Regions from separate parts of the Homo sapiens genome. Here regions 1 and 3 are each linked to region 2. Evidence: chromatin contacts called from ENCODE POLR2A ChIA-PET data. All regions are on one chromosome and are shown on one strand. Each heading gives the region's core, a stretch centred on a gene start or an enhancer-like site at or near the end of the contact. The rest is flanking DNA. Distances are from core to core; before and after follow the strand shown. Region 1 holds the start of G3BP1 (G3BP stress granule assembly factor 1). Region 2 holds the start of LMNB1 (lamin B1). Region 3 holds the start of CCNG1 (cyclin G1).

Region 1 (4,147 bases), core at 198-2,697, about 25 Mb after region 2:
TGGGGCTCCACTGACGCCGACGGAGCCGGGCTGCTGCGGGAGTGGAGCCCTGGGGGACCAGAAGGGGCTTTCACTTCGCTCCTGGGCCTCCCGAGTTCCAGGCTCGGGCTAGCCCCGCGCAGGGAGGCGAGCGGGCCCGGCTCCCCAGAGGCCGAGGCCGGCGCCCGTGCTCCTTCAGCTCGGCCTCTCTCCCCCGACATAGGCGCTCCACATGCTTCATTTCCAAAATTCTCAGCAAAACTCCGCGGGAGACCCTGGTCACATGCCTGGAACGAGAACAAACCGGGGCGTGTCTGTGCCGGACGGCTGGGAACCAAAGCTATTTCCATAGAAATAGGGCCGGCCAGCCTTGAGTTGTAGCCCCGCCAGTGCCTGAAACGCCAGGAGGAGGGGACGAGTTGCCTTTTAAAGGCGTAGCGACGAGAATAAGCCCCCACCCGCGGCAATTCGAGGCTGAACAATAGTGGTGCAGCTCGGGACGTGGTGCGAGGGCCCACACTCCACTGGAGCACGCGCGGACCACCGTGCCTCAGCTGCCACAAAGGGAGCCTCGCCACACGCCCGCGGCCGCCTCGCAGCGCCCGCCAAGAAGCGCCTGGCGGAAGGGCGCACTCTCAGGCCTTCCACCGGCGACCTTCCGGCGGGAGCCTGCGGGCGGCGCAGGAACGACCCTCCTTCCTCTGCCCCGCAGCAGTGCTGAGTAATGGTGAGAGCAGCAAGGCCCTTGGCCGCCGCACGTAAGAAAAAAGTTGTAATAAAAAGAAAACAACCCGGGAAACTTTACTAGTTGGTTCGCCAGGTACAAACCTATGCGGAAAAGGCGGGGTACAGGCCTCGGAGGCCGGACCCAACCAGTCAGGGAAAGAAAGAGGGCAGAAGCCGCAGGCTGCACAGCCTCACAACCGCCCAGAGGGCACGGCGGCCCTGGGGCTCGGTCTCTTCCGAGCAGAGCAACCTCCGTGTCTATCAGCTCCTTCCGGCGTTGCGATTGGCCACAGGCTGTCTTGGCCTCTCGGACGCCCGCCTCCTAGTTGCTAGGGGTTTACTTCCCCAAAGTACACGGGCCCCACCTTGTGGCGCAACCGCTCCTGCATGGAAAACGGATCTCCGCCCAGGGGAAGACGTGTTAACGAATAAGAGCAGCCCCACACATTTATTGGCTACTTTGAGTATCAGTCAAAGAACTGCTCACTCGCCTTTCTATTGTACTTTTCGGTTATTGGTCTCTCTTAGTGCCGATCTGTTACTAGGGAAACGAGATCCTCACAGTCTCATAGGCAGGAGTCAAAGCCAATCAAGAGCCACGCCTTCATCCCCGAGTCAGTGCCCAATTACTGTTCGAAGAGCCCTGAGGACGCGGTCGGGATTGGTCATCCCGTCGCCCGACCTGGCCGCAACAAGTTAGGGTGAGTGGCAGTTATATAGACCGGCGGCGGAGCACGCGTGTGTGCGGACGCAGTTGCGTGAGGGGTTTGTACTATCCTCGGTGCTGTGGTGCAGAGCTAGTTCCTCTCCAGCTCAGCCGCGTAGGTACGCCGGGGTGTGGGCGGGGCAGGGAGGCCAGAGGACTAAGCCGAGCCGCAGCACTTGTGAGAGGGAGAAGTCTGAGTGGCGCTCGCGGCGGCCGCGCCAGTCGCGTCCCCCACCCCAACCCCCACCCCAACGGCCGCAGGCGCGCGCGGCGGACGGACGGGCGCGCGGCGGCTCCTCGCTCCCGCTCCCGTCCCGGCTGGGGCGCGTGGCCGTGTCCGCCGCGTGCGCGTGCTGCGTCCAACGGCCTCGCGGGGCAGGAGTAAGCCGCGGCCGCCGCCTGGGCCCCAGGGCGGTCTCTGGGGCCAGGGGTCCCGCGCCCAGCGTTTCCCGCCCGCCACCCTCTCCGCCACGCGCCCGCGGCACCTTTTCCTCCCCTGGCCAAGGGATCCAGTCGGTTCGGACCAGAAGGAGGCTTTCGTTTAGGGTGGGGGCAGCACTAAAGTCTGATTGGAGTCTTGCGGTCCGCGCGTCGCAGAAGCGCCTTCGGTTTTGCAGAGAGCAAAGAGGGAGCAGCGAGTGCACGGAGTGGTAGTAACAACCAATGTTCTTTCCACGCCCTCACTGTGTGTCCGGCACTGTGCGGAGCCACTTTTCTGCCTTTCATTTGATTCTTGCAGTGAGCTGGCGAGGTGGGTACGGCTATCCTCCTTCCTTAGCGGCCCAAGGCACGGGTTTGGAGAGCGGGGTCACAGGCACGCACGGGAAGGGCGGGGATTTGTTGACGCCGGGCCCTCTGACTCCGAGCTCCCCGCTTCCCAAGCCTGTTTTTAGTCTTTGCCCCCAGAGCACTTGTCCCTCGGGGCAGCATCAGCCTCAAAAGGCCACCTGCCGAGAAGGCTGCAGCGGCATTTGTACTTGGGCTAGTTCTGGGCTTCCAGGGAGACAAGGGTTGGAAGTGGGAATGTGACAAAGGAAAAGGGTTTGGGCTTCCTTTCTACGTGTACTTGTACAGGCCCTGGGTAGATGTGCCGCCACCGTAGCTTCTGGAAAAAAGTAGGGAAAACGATGAGTAAGTGCAAATGAACATGGACTGTGTTCCTCATCGGGTTTGAATCTCAGATTGCTGATGGGAAATTCCCGCCAGCGGGAAGTTAGGCTCCGGTTTTAGACGTTGAATTTTTTTTTCTCTACTTTTTTTTTAATTGGAGGAGACTTTTGCAGAAAGACCTTGAGAAGATTCACTTTATAGTTGAAGGGAATGAGGTGCAAAGCGACGAATTTAAGATCTCACTAGCATCTGTGGGTTAAAATACGGAATTGGAATAGAAAGGTTGGCGCCCAGTTACAGTATACTATTTGGACCTCTGTGGAGCGTGTCATGCTGGATGAATTACTGGTGTTGGAGATGTGTTGGAAAAAACAACTGTGACAGTCGAGATCTGTGGATGAAAGTTTGTGTACACTCCGTTTATTTAGCATTTACTCTGCTGGGTTCTTGTGTATATGCAGAAACAAGATGCTTTTCTTCAGGGACTGGAGCTTATATTTTTCTAGTAGTTACCATCTTTTAGATTATTTAAAAGCCAACATACTCCTTGGCTTAGTGAAATAAATCTTCTATGTTATAGAAACACTTCTATAAACATAAAGATTTCTATAATCGTGTTCTGGAAACCCTTTCTATAAACATGTTTCTATAACAGTATTATAATAATGTTCCAAGTAACATTTACTTGGAACTTTGCTGGTGTGGCGATTCCGGTTACTTGCCCTTACAGACTGGTTAACTATGGAATTAGCATTTTAACTTAGACTTAAAGTTGAGCAATTTAAGTTGTCAAATGGAAAAACACTAGAATGACCTACATTTAAACTGTTTAAGCTTGAGTCCAGCTAATTTTATTACTGCTTGAGGCAAAATAGAATGAAATTACCTTACACATTATTGAGGGAAAATTTCGTTAGTTTCTACTTAAAATATTAAAAAAATACAGTTCTTGGCCTCAGGCAAATGGTTATCACTTGGGCAGGAACATGAAAATTACGTGATTATTTCACAAACTGGTGCTCTAACTGATTACTTGTGCATTTATCAGGAACAAGTGAATTGAAGCAAATTGTGGTAATGTAAGGCTTGGCAAGGCTGCCCTACATCCCTACCAAGTCATACGTCAGTTTTGTTGGAGCTGCTTACCGGTACAAAAGTCTAAGCTTTTGTACCTCTTACAGGTAGAAAAGTAGACAGTTCTTTGTTTAACTCAGTTTGCTGTTCCTGAGCTGACACTGCACCAGGGGAACATTAGGAGATTTTGGTAATGTTTGTTTGTGACCTACTTAGAGCAGTTTTTCTTTTGTAACTTATGGTTTTTTTTTTTCCCACTCGTTCTAGTATTTTGCATAGAAAGTGAACGGCAGAAGGCAGTTTTAAGTTTTTGTAAAAGTTTGTGAATTTTATATCGTCCTTAGGACTGATGGGGCTAGTGTTAAAAGATAAAATTTAACATAAAGCTTACATTTGTGACTAAAGCCAATTTTATATTTTTTTTCTTTATTTTTGTCAGTCTGATAAAACTGCCCACTTGGTCTTTTAACATTTTGCAAATTGATTTTTTTTTTAACTTTCAGAATTTAAATAGGCATTGTATGTTTGTTTAATTATATTGTGCTTTGGCTT
Region 2 (3,807 bases), core at 1,302-3,801:
TTTTGGTCTAATTTCCTCATCGGTAATTTATTTTATTTAACTTTAAAAAATTTTTTTTATTTTTTTGCAGATAGGGTCTTGCTTTGACGCCTAGGCAGTGTCGCAATCTCAGCTCACTGCAACCTCTGCCTCTGAGGTTCAAGCGATTCTCCTGCCTCCTGCCTCAGCCTCCGGAGTAGCTGGGACTACAGGCGCGCGCCACCACACCCCGCTAATTTTTGTATTTTCAGTAGAGGCGGGGTTTCACTATGTTGACAGGCTGGTCTGGAACTCCCGACCTCAAGTGATCTGCCCACCTCGGCCTCCCAAAGTGCTGGGATTACAGGCTGAGCCACCACACCCGGCCGGTTTTCTCATCAGTAATTTAGATTTTAAAGTTCCCTTTAAGATTACTTGAATACTTAAAGTCTAAGCTTTTCGATTCTTTATTTCTCAATGAGGTTAAGAAAGGAAGTATTTCATGGCCAGGCGCGGTGGCTCACGCCTGTAATTCTAGCACTTTGGGAGGCCGAGGCGGGCGGATTGCCTGAGATCAGGAGTTCGAGGCCAGCCTGGGCAACACGGTGAAGCCCAGTCTCTACTAAAATACAAAAAATTAGCCGGGTATGGTGGCGTTGGTCCCAGCTACTCAGGAGGCTGAGGCAGGAGAATCGCTTGAACCCGGGAGGTGGAAGTTGCAGTGAGCTGAGATTGTGCCATTGCACTCCAGCCTGGGCGACAGAGCAAGACTCCGTCTCCCTGCCATCCTCCCCCCCACCCCCCCACCCCCCAAAAAGCAAGGAAGTATTTTAGGAAACCGGACAGGAAATAGAACCATTAATAAGGAGAATGTCATCATTCACAGAGTGCCAAAAATTCATCTGGGATGAATATGCAGCTCCCAGTGCTCTTCACTAATTCTTATGTACATGACTTGATTAACAGTTAAAGAATATCCTGGTCTCCATTTCTGCCATTTTAAAAGTAAGTAACCATTAATTACAGAAGCGTTCCTAATAGGTGGTAAGGTGGTCATCTAGGGTATAGCTAAGGGCCAGACTCGAGTCAATTAGAATCCTGGGACCTGTCAAACGCAGTCCTGCGGAGCAGCCTTCAGACAGTGAATCTATAAAATGGATGGTTTCTTTCTTTCTTTTTTGAGACGGGGTCTCCCTGTCACCCAGGCTGGAGTGTAATGGTGCCATCTCGGCTCACTGCAACTTCCCCTTTCCGGGTTCAAGGGATTCTCCCACCTCAGCCTTCCAAGTAGCTGAGATTACAGGCACCCGCCATCATGCCCGGCTAATTTTTGTATTTTTGTAGAGACGGGGTTTCACCATGTTGGTCAGGCTGGTCTTGAACTCCTGAGCTCAGGTGATCCTCCCCCACTCGGCCTCCCAAAGTGTTGGGATTATAGGCGTGAGCCACCGCGCCCGCCCGGATGAATTTTCAAATAGAAACAATCCAGTTTCCCACATCACACGGAGATTGTGTGGATGGGTAATCCATGAAAAGCCTGGTGCTGGCACTCAGTCCCAATAAATGTTAGCTAAAAATTAGGAACTTTTCAAAGGGATGAATGTGCTTTCTAATAGAAGTAGCTGCCAGTGACATCTTGGGAGCCTCTTTTTAAAAGCAAAAAATTATTTCATCTTAAATTTTCACAAGTTCAGATTTTTATGTACCTGATTTTAACGGAGTATGAAACAGCTTGCTCTCGTAGTTACTCACCGTCATATGTTAATCGTATCATTTCTGAGCTGTTTTTTGATTTTACAAACCCTTAAATTAAGAAACGGATTAGGAACCGCCCATTAACACTGTTGGCAAATGATTTAAAATCAGGGTTGCTGGTTTTTCTGTGATAATCTATCGGCTTCAAGACGCACAGATCTCACTTTCATGGAAAGAAGTTGCCTGATACAGTTTTCCACCGGAGAGAAAAATAAAGGCTGGTACTTGGAACCTGCAAGCCGTGCATTTGGAACCTCGGACTCAAGTGCCTATTACGTAATTCCACAGCGTCCCGGCCTCCAGGCCGTTTCCCGAGCCCTCCAGCGGAGCGGGGGATAAGGTTACCACGCCCGCGGTGGCCGGGGACACTCTGAGTTTCGCGTGTGGCTTTTAGGGACGTTTATATTTGAATTTCCCTGAACCGCCGAGTGTGGGCGGTGGCGCAGATCCGTCCCGGAAACCTCCGGGCTCCTTCCCGCCTTTCTCAGGCCCGGCCCCTCCAAGGGGTCCCCGCGGGGCGGCGGGAGGGCCCTGGGCCCAGAGCCGCGCGGGTGGGCAGTCCCAGGCGTCCTTCCTTACAGCCCTGAGCCTGGTCCGGGAACCGCCCAGCCGGGAGGGCCGAGCTGACGGTTGCCCAAGGGCCAGATTTTAAATTTACAGGCCCGGCCCCCGAACCGCCGAAGCGCGCTGCCTGCTCCCCATTGGCCCATGGTAGTCACGTGGAGGCGCCGGGGCGTGCCGGCCATGTTGGGGAGTGCGGCGCCGCGGCCCGCGCCACCTCCGCCCCCCGCGGCTTGCCTCCAGCCCGCCCCTCCCGGCCCTCCTCCCCCCGCCCGCCGCTCCGTGCAGCCTGAGAGGAAACAAAGTGCTGCGAGCAGGAGACGGCGGCGGCGCGAACCCTGCTGGGCCTCCAGTCACCCTCGTCTTGCATTTTCCCGCGTGCGTGTGTGAGTGGGTGTGTGTGTTTTCTTACAAAGGGTATTTCGCGATCGATCGATTGATTCGTAGTTCCCCCCCGCGCGCCTTTGCCCTTTGTGCTGTAATCGAGCTCCCGCCATCCCAGGTGCTTCTCCGTTCCTCTAAACGCCAGCGTCTGGACGTGAGCGCAGGTCGCCGGTTTGTGCCTTCGGTCCCCGCTTCGCCCCCTGCCGTCCCCTCCTTATCACGGTCCCGCTCGCGGCCTCGCCGCCCCGCTGTCTCCGCCGCCCGCCATGGCGACTGCGACCCCCGTGCCGCCGCGGATGGGCAGCCGCGCTGGCGGCCCCACCACGCCGCTGAGCCCCACGCGCCTGTCGCGGCTCCAGGAGAAGGAGGAGCTGCGCGAGCTCAATGACCGGCTGGCGGTGTACATCGACAAGGTGCGCAGCCTGGAGACGGAGAACAGCGCGCTGCAGCTGCAGGTGACGGAGCGCGAGGAGGTGCGCGGCCGTGAGCTCACCGGCCTCAAGGCGCTCTACGAGACCGAGCTGGCCGACGCGCGACGCGCGCTCGACGACACGGCCCGCGAGCGCGCCAAGCTGCAGATCGAGCTGGGCAAGTGCAAGGCGGAACACGACCAGCTGCTCCTCAAGTGAGTGCTAGCTGGCGGCCGCGTTAGCGCCAAGGAGGGGCGGGGGCGCAACCGCGGCGACCAGCTCACCGGGTTCTGCCGTGGGGAGGGAGCAGAGGCCAGGATGCACGCGTCCTTCTGAAGGAACAGGGTCTCGGTCTCCGGAAAGGAGAAAGAATCTAGAGTTCATAGCGGAGCAGGGGTCGCGGAGGGGGCTCGAGCTGTAGCGCTGGGGGGCCGTGATGCCCATTTCTAGATTTTGGATACCCGCTGGGACGTGGTAAGTGCGCGCCTGGGACTGCCGAGAAGGAGCTCCCGCTTTCGCACTCGAATCCGGGGAGCCGGCGCGGAGAGGCGGCCCCTCAGGCCCCAGGTGCGGGGAGCTGGAGCGCGAGCGCGCGCTCGCGTGCGCGCCCCAGTTTCCGGCCGGCGCGAGACAAAGCGTCTAGCGGATTTGCAGTGCCGGGATGGGCGGCCGGGGAGGACTGGCAGCCCGCCTCTAGAATGAATGAGCTTCGCGCGGGCAGAGAGAGGAAGGGGAGGGA
Region 3 (4,252 bases), core at 979-3,478, about 37 Mb after region 2:
TAATACTCTGATTATCCTTCTAGGCTGAAAACAGAAGACTAGTCTGATAACAGAGAAAACACATCAAAGTGTGTTTAAGCAAGATATTTAAAAAGAAATAGTAATTTAATACTAAGGGCTACCATTTATCAAGAAATCTACTGTGATCTGGGAATAGTGACTACCTCTTTATGCACTTTCTATTATTTAATCCTCTTCATAACCCCATGAATAATGTATTTTTTACTTCTCATTGTTGAGAAAAGAAAATGTGATTAAATAACTTGCTGAAAGTCACATAACAAGTTATGAGCTATTCCTGGATATGAATATAAGTTTATTTTATTCTAAAGTCTATGTGTTTATATTGCCCACAGGTTACATGTTCTACAAGGACGGGTACCAGTCTAATTTGTTCTCCACTGGCCTATGCTATGTGTTCAATAAATATTAGTTAATTTATTCGTGCTTTTGATTGCTATAAAGAATTTTTTTTTTTTTAGACCAAGTCTTGCTCTGTTGCCCAGGCTGGAGTGCAGTGGCACCATCTCGGCTCACTGCAACCTCTACCTCCCAGGTTCAAGCGATTCTCCTGCCTCAGCCTCCCGAGTAGCTGGGATTACAGGCACGTGCCACCATGCCCAGCTAATTTTTGTATTTTCAGTAGAGACGGGGTTTCACCATGTTGGCCAGGTTGGTCTCAAACTCCTGACCTCAGGTAATCCACCCGCCTCTGCCTCCCAAAGTGCTGGGATTATAGGTGTGGGCCACCGCGCCCAGCCTGCCATAAAGATTTTATGATTTTTTAGCCATTTTTTTTAAAAATTGTGCATATACATTCCTAATTTTAGGAATTAGGAATAATAGGAACTAAAAGCCAAAAGGAGAAACTACATTTATAAACTCACACATTACAGCAAAAAGTATTTTTAAATAAAATCACTTGTTAAAGGTTATAAATTGCCAATTTATATTCACTAGGTAAGCTTTTATTTTCAAAAGGAACAAAGGCCTCTTCCCCATTTGAGCCCCAGTTTCTTAAACTGACCTGATTATGTGGCTAAGGTATTATTGTGAGGTATTGATGTTTTCTCCTGTTTTTCCTTCCCCTTCCTCCCCACCCCTTTTCCCCCTTTCCAGAGTTTTGTTCTGTGGCATTGCCTTGGGTAAGTACACGGCAGGGCAAATAGCAGAGTGACGGCAAATCTTTCAGATTTTCACTTTTTCAAAGTAAGAGAGACCGAACTGGGGCCATGAGAACAGAGACATCCAACTACTGTGTAATTCATAAGAGTTTAGAAATGACTCCTTGTGCACCCTTTTTCAGGCCCTTTTACAAATGGACTTTTCTCACTTGTGATGATCTGGGAGAGTGAGAGTGAGGAGAGTCTAAGAAGAGTTCAGGCTAATTATTTTCCCACTAATCTGGCATAGGAGAGGCTCACAGAGATTAAATTCATTATGGTAAATACAAAGAGTAATACTGCTTTACACTCGGGTCTGTAGACTGAGATTCACACTCACCACAATTATTCCTGTTAACAGTCTGCCACATACCTTTCATTTTAAGCAACTGAAAAATTGTACCAACTTTTCTCTTTAAATTTGCTTTAAAAGCAAATTCAGAAAATTGGTAGAGGGTCAAGAAATTACACAGTCCAACTCCATTATTTGATAAATTGTATAAAAAGCAAACTAAGGCAAGAATCAACTGACTTCCAAAGTTCACGAAGAGAGCACTCTGGAAGTTGATAAACCACCAAACCATATAAATTCCACCACCTCTTTATCTGTAATTAAAAATCAAAGGTTGACTTTTTTTTTTTTAACTACTCACTGTATTTTTAGAAAGATGGGGCAGAACCACTGTAGAACTCCTAAACCCCACAGAACAAACAGTACATTCTGGAATGATACGCCGGCCAATCCGGCTGGCAGCCGATTGACCTGACCCAGGCGAGGGTTGCTGCACCGAGTATTTAGTTTGGCCCCCTACTGAATGAAGACACTTTGTTAAATTCTCCAATGAGAGACGCTTAGAGGTAGGGGCGTGGAAGGGGGCCGGGGAATTTGAGGCCAGATAACGGGAAGTGTGAGCCGATTGGCCGGACTTCTCACTCCACGGCCCAGCCGTTTACGGATCGCGGAGGCCATCCATCAAAAGAATTACACCAATCAGCGGCGAAAATGCCCCCTTCTCGCGAGAAAGCCCCGCCCTCCAATATATTCCTCGTTAGGGCAGGCGCGGCCCCTTCGGCTCCGAGCTGACCCTGATCAGGGCCGAGTTGTCTCGGCGGCGCTGCCGAGGCCTCCACCCAGGACAGTCCCCCTCCCCGGGCCTCTCTCCTCTTGCCTACGAGTCCCCTCTCCTCGTAGGCCTCTCGGATCTGATATCGTGGGGTGAGGTGAGCAGGCCCGGGGAGGGTGGTTACCGCTGAGGAGCTGCAGTCTCTGTCAAGGTGAGTGGGACTGCGCGGGAGTTGACCGCCAGGTGCGGGTGGGGAGCTGGGTTGGGGGCGCGGGGCGAGGAGTAGGTCTGGCCCGCGCCCTTTTCCACACTAAACTCTACCGCTGTTGTGAGCACAAGCCCAGGCTAGTCCGAGGCTGGAGGGGCGGAGCCGGATCCGGCCTCCTGAGGTGCCTTTCGTGTCTGCCGACCCAGTCCCAGGGACTAGCCTGGGGAGGAAGAATGGAACCCCTGCAGTTAGAGGTTCCTCACATGACTAGCTCTGAAGACCTCCTGCCTTCCTGTCTTTAGTTGGTGTGGGAGGGACCTTCCATGTATCCAGGGCTTAGCTTGTGCCCGGGACATGGTTGTGTTATGCACACTTAAATCAATGGAATTCCCAGGTTCATCTTTCAGACTAGGTTAGCAACAACCCACCGCACCCCCCCGCCCCAATACGTGCTCCTAATGTCACCTTTTAAGTTTCCTTTCCTAACAACAATAAAAGTTAAGTAATATTGAGTATTGTGTGCCAAGCACTGTGCTATACTCTTTAAGTGGTGAATCATCTTGTTCAGTCTTCACATTCAGCGACAGATATTGTTACCCTCATTTTATAAATCTAGAAAGAAGCTCAAGCTCATTATTATTGTTCAGTGTTTTTTAAGCGTCTACTGTATGTGCTAAGCTCTTTACGTGATTTCATTTTAACTCACAAATCTGTGAGGTAGGTCATAAACCTTATCCCTACTTTATCAATGTGGAACTAAGTACAATTAAGTAACTTGAACAGTTCATTTTGTTAATATGTGGCAGAATACTTAACTACCATCTGCTTTTCACTTTCGGTATCCTGTCTTACGGTGTTTATTCGTGGTTATCTATTGACAGTGAATAACTTGAACAAGTATTTCTTGAAGATTTGCATTTTATTTTTCTAAAAAGCATGGTTCCGACCGGGCGCGGTGGCTCACGCCTGTAATCCCGGCACTTTGGAAGGCCGAGGCGGGCAGATCACAAGGCCAGGAGACCGAGACCATCCTGGCCAACATGGTGAAACCCCGTCTCTACTAAAAATATAAAAATTAGCTGGGCGCGGTGGCGCATGCCTGTAATCCCAGCTCCTCGGGAGGCTGAGGCAGGAGAATCGCTTGAACCAGGGAGTCGGAGGTTGCAGTGAGCCAAGATCGTGCCACTGTACTCCAGCCTGGCAACAGAGCGAGACTCCTTCTCAAAAAAAAAAAAAAAAAGCATGGTTCCTTCCCTCTAGGAACTCAATTTAGGATGTGACCAACTTGTAGAAGGGAAATAAATAACAGATGGCACTTTGCAATGACTTAGATGCACTAGCCGCATTGGGGGATGGGAGGCTTATAAATCATTTCTTGGCCCAGTGCAAAGATGGCCAAGGAAAGCAGGAAGGACTACTCTTACACTCCTTGCTGGTCTTTTTTTCTATATATAGATGATAGAGGTACTGACAACAACTGACTCTCAGAAACTGCTACACCAGCTGAATGCCCTGTTGGAACAGGAGTCTAGATGTCAGCCAAAGGTCTGTGGTTTGAGACTAATTGAGTCTGCACACGATAATGGCCTCAGAATGACTGCAAGACTAAGGGACTTTGAAGTAAAAGATCTTCTTAGTCTAACTCAGTTCTTTGGCTTTGACACAGAGACATTTTCTCTAGCTGTGAATTTACTGGACAGATTCCTGTCTAAAATGAAGGTATGTTTGAAGCTACATTTTTGTAATTTTGCTCAGTGTGTTTTGGAGATGGAATTGTTACCTTTTGGCTGGTATTCATAAACTTGACCTTTTTTTTT

The links. ChIA-PET counts read pairs that join two places held with the same protein, here RNA polymerase II (POLR2A).
Region 1: POLR2A ChIA-PET joins it to region 2 with 10 read pairs in activated CD4-positive, alpha-beta T cell. The contact joins the promoter of G3BP1 here to the promoter of LMNB1 in region 2. POLR2A ChIA-PET finds 5 or more read pairs at or near these places in 2 of 52 experiments (CD8-positive, alpha-beta memory T cell and activated CD4-positive, alpha-beta T cell).
Region 3: POLR2A ChIA-PET joins it to region 2 with 11 read pairs in Caco-2. The contact joins the promoter of CCNG1 here to the promoter of LMNB1 in region 2. POLR2A ChIA-PET finds 5 or more read pairs at or near these places in 3 of 52 experiments (Caco-2, activated CD4-positive, alpha-beta T cell and activated CD8-positive, alpha-beta memory T cell).

Annotation. Positions count from the first base shown.
Region 1 is chr5:151,770,507-151,774,653 of GRCh38, forward strand. It overlaps G3BP1 (G3BP stress granule assembly factor 1), which reads left to right and starts at 1,448. Exons shown (of 12, transcript NM_005754.3): 1 at 1,448-1,530. LOC100652758 (a long non-coding RNA gene) reads right to left here and starts at 1,670. Exons shown (of 2, transcript NR_132345.1): 1 at 1,197-1,670; 2 at 1-266. RefSeq lists enhancers at 1-256, 635-864, 1,122-1,416 and silencers at 1,625-1,954, 2,005-2,074.
Region 2 is chr5:126,774,585-126,778,391 of GRCh38, forward strand. It overlaps LMNB1 (lamin B1), which reads left to right and starts at 2,552. Exons shown (of 11, transcript NM_005573.4): 1 at 2,552-3,283. The coding sequence starts at 2,925. LMNB1-DT (LMNB1 divergent transcript) reads right to left here and starts at 1,902. Exons shown (of 4, transcript NR_134485.1): 1 at 1,711-1,902. RefSeq lists silencers at 1,329-1,378, 2,029-2,678, 2,879-2,958, 3,269-3,318, 3,529-3,638 and an enhancer at 2,313-3,113.
Region 3 is chr5:163,435,367-163,439,618 of GRCh38, forward strand. It overlaps CCNG1 (cyclin G1), which reads left to right and starts at 2,229. Exons shown (of 7, transcript NM_004060.4): 1 at 2,229-2,438; 2 at 3,891-4,154. The coding sequence starts at 3,891. It also overlaps a transcript of LOC105377700 not described here. RefSeq lists enhancers at 1,834-1,883, 2,325-2,902, 2,594-2,793 and a silencer at 2,074-2,153.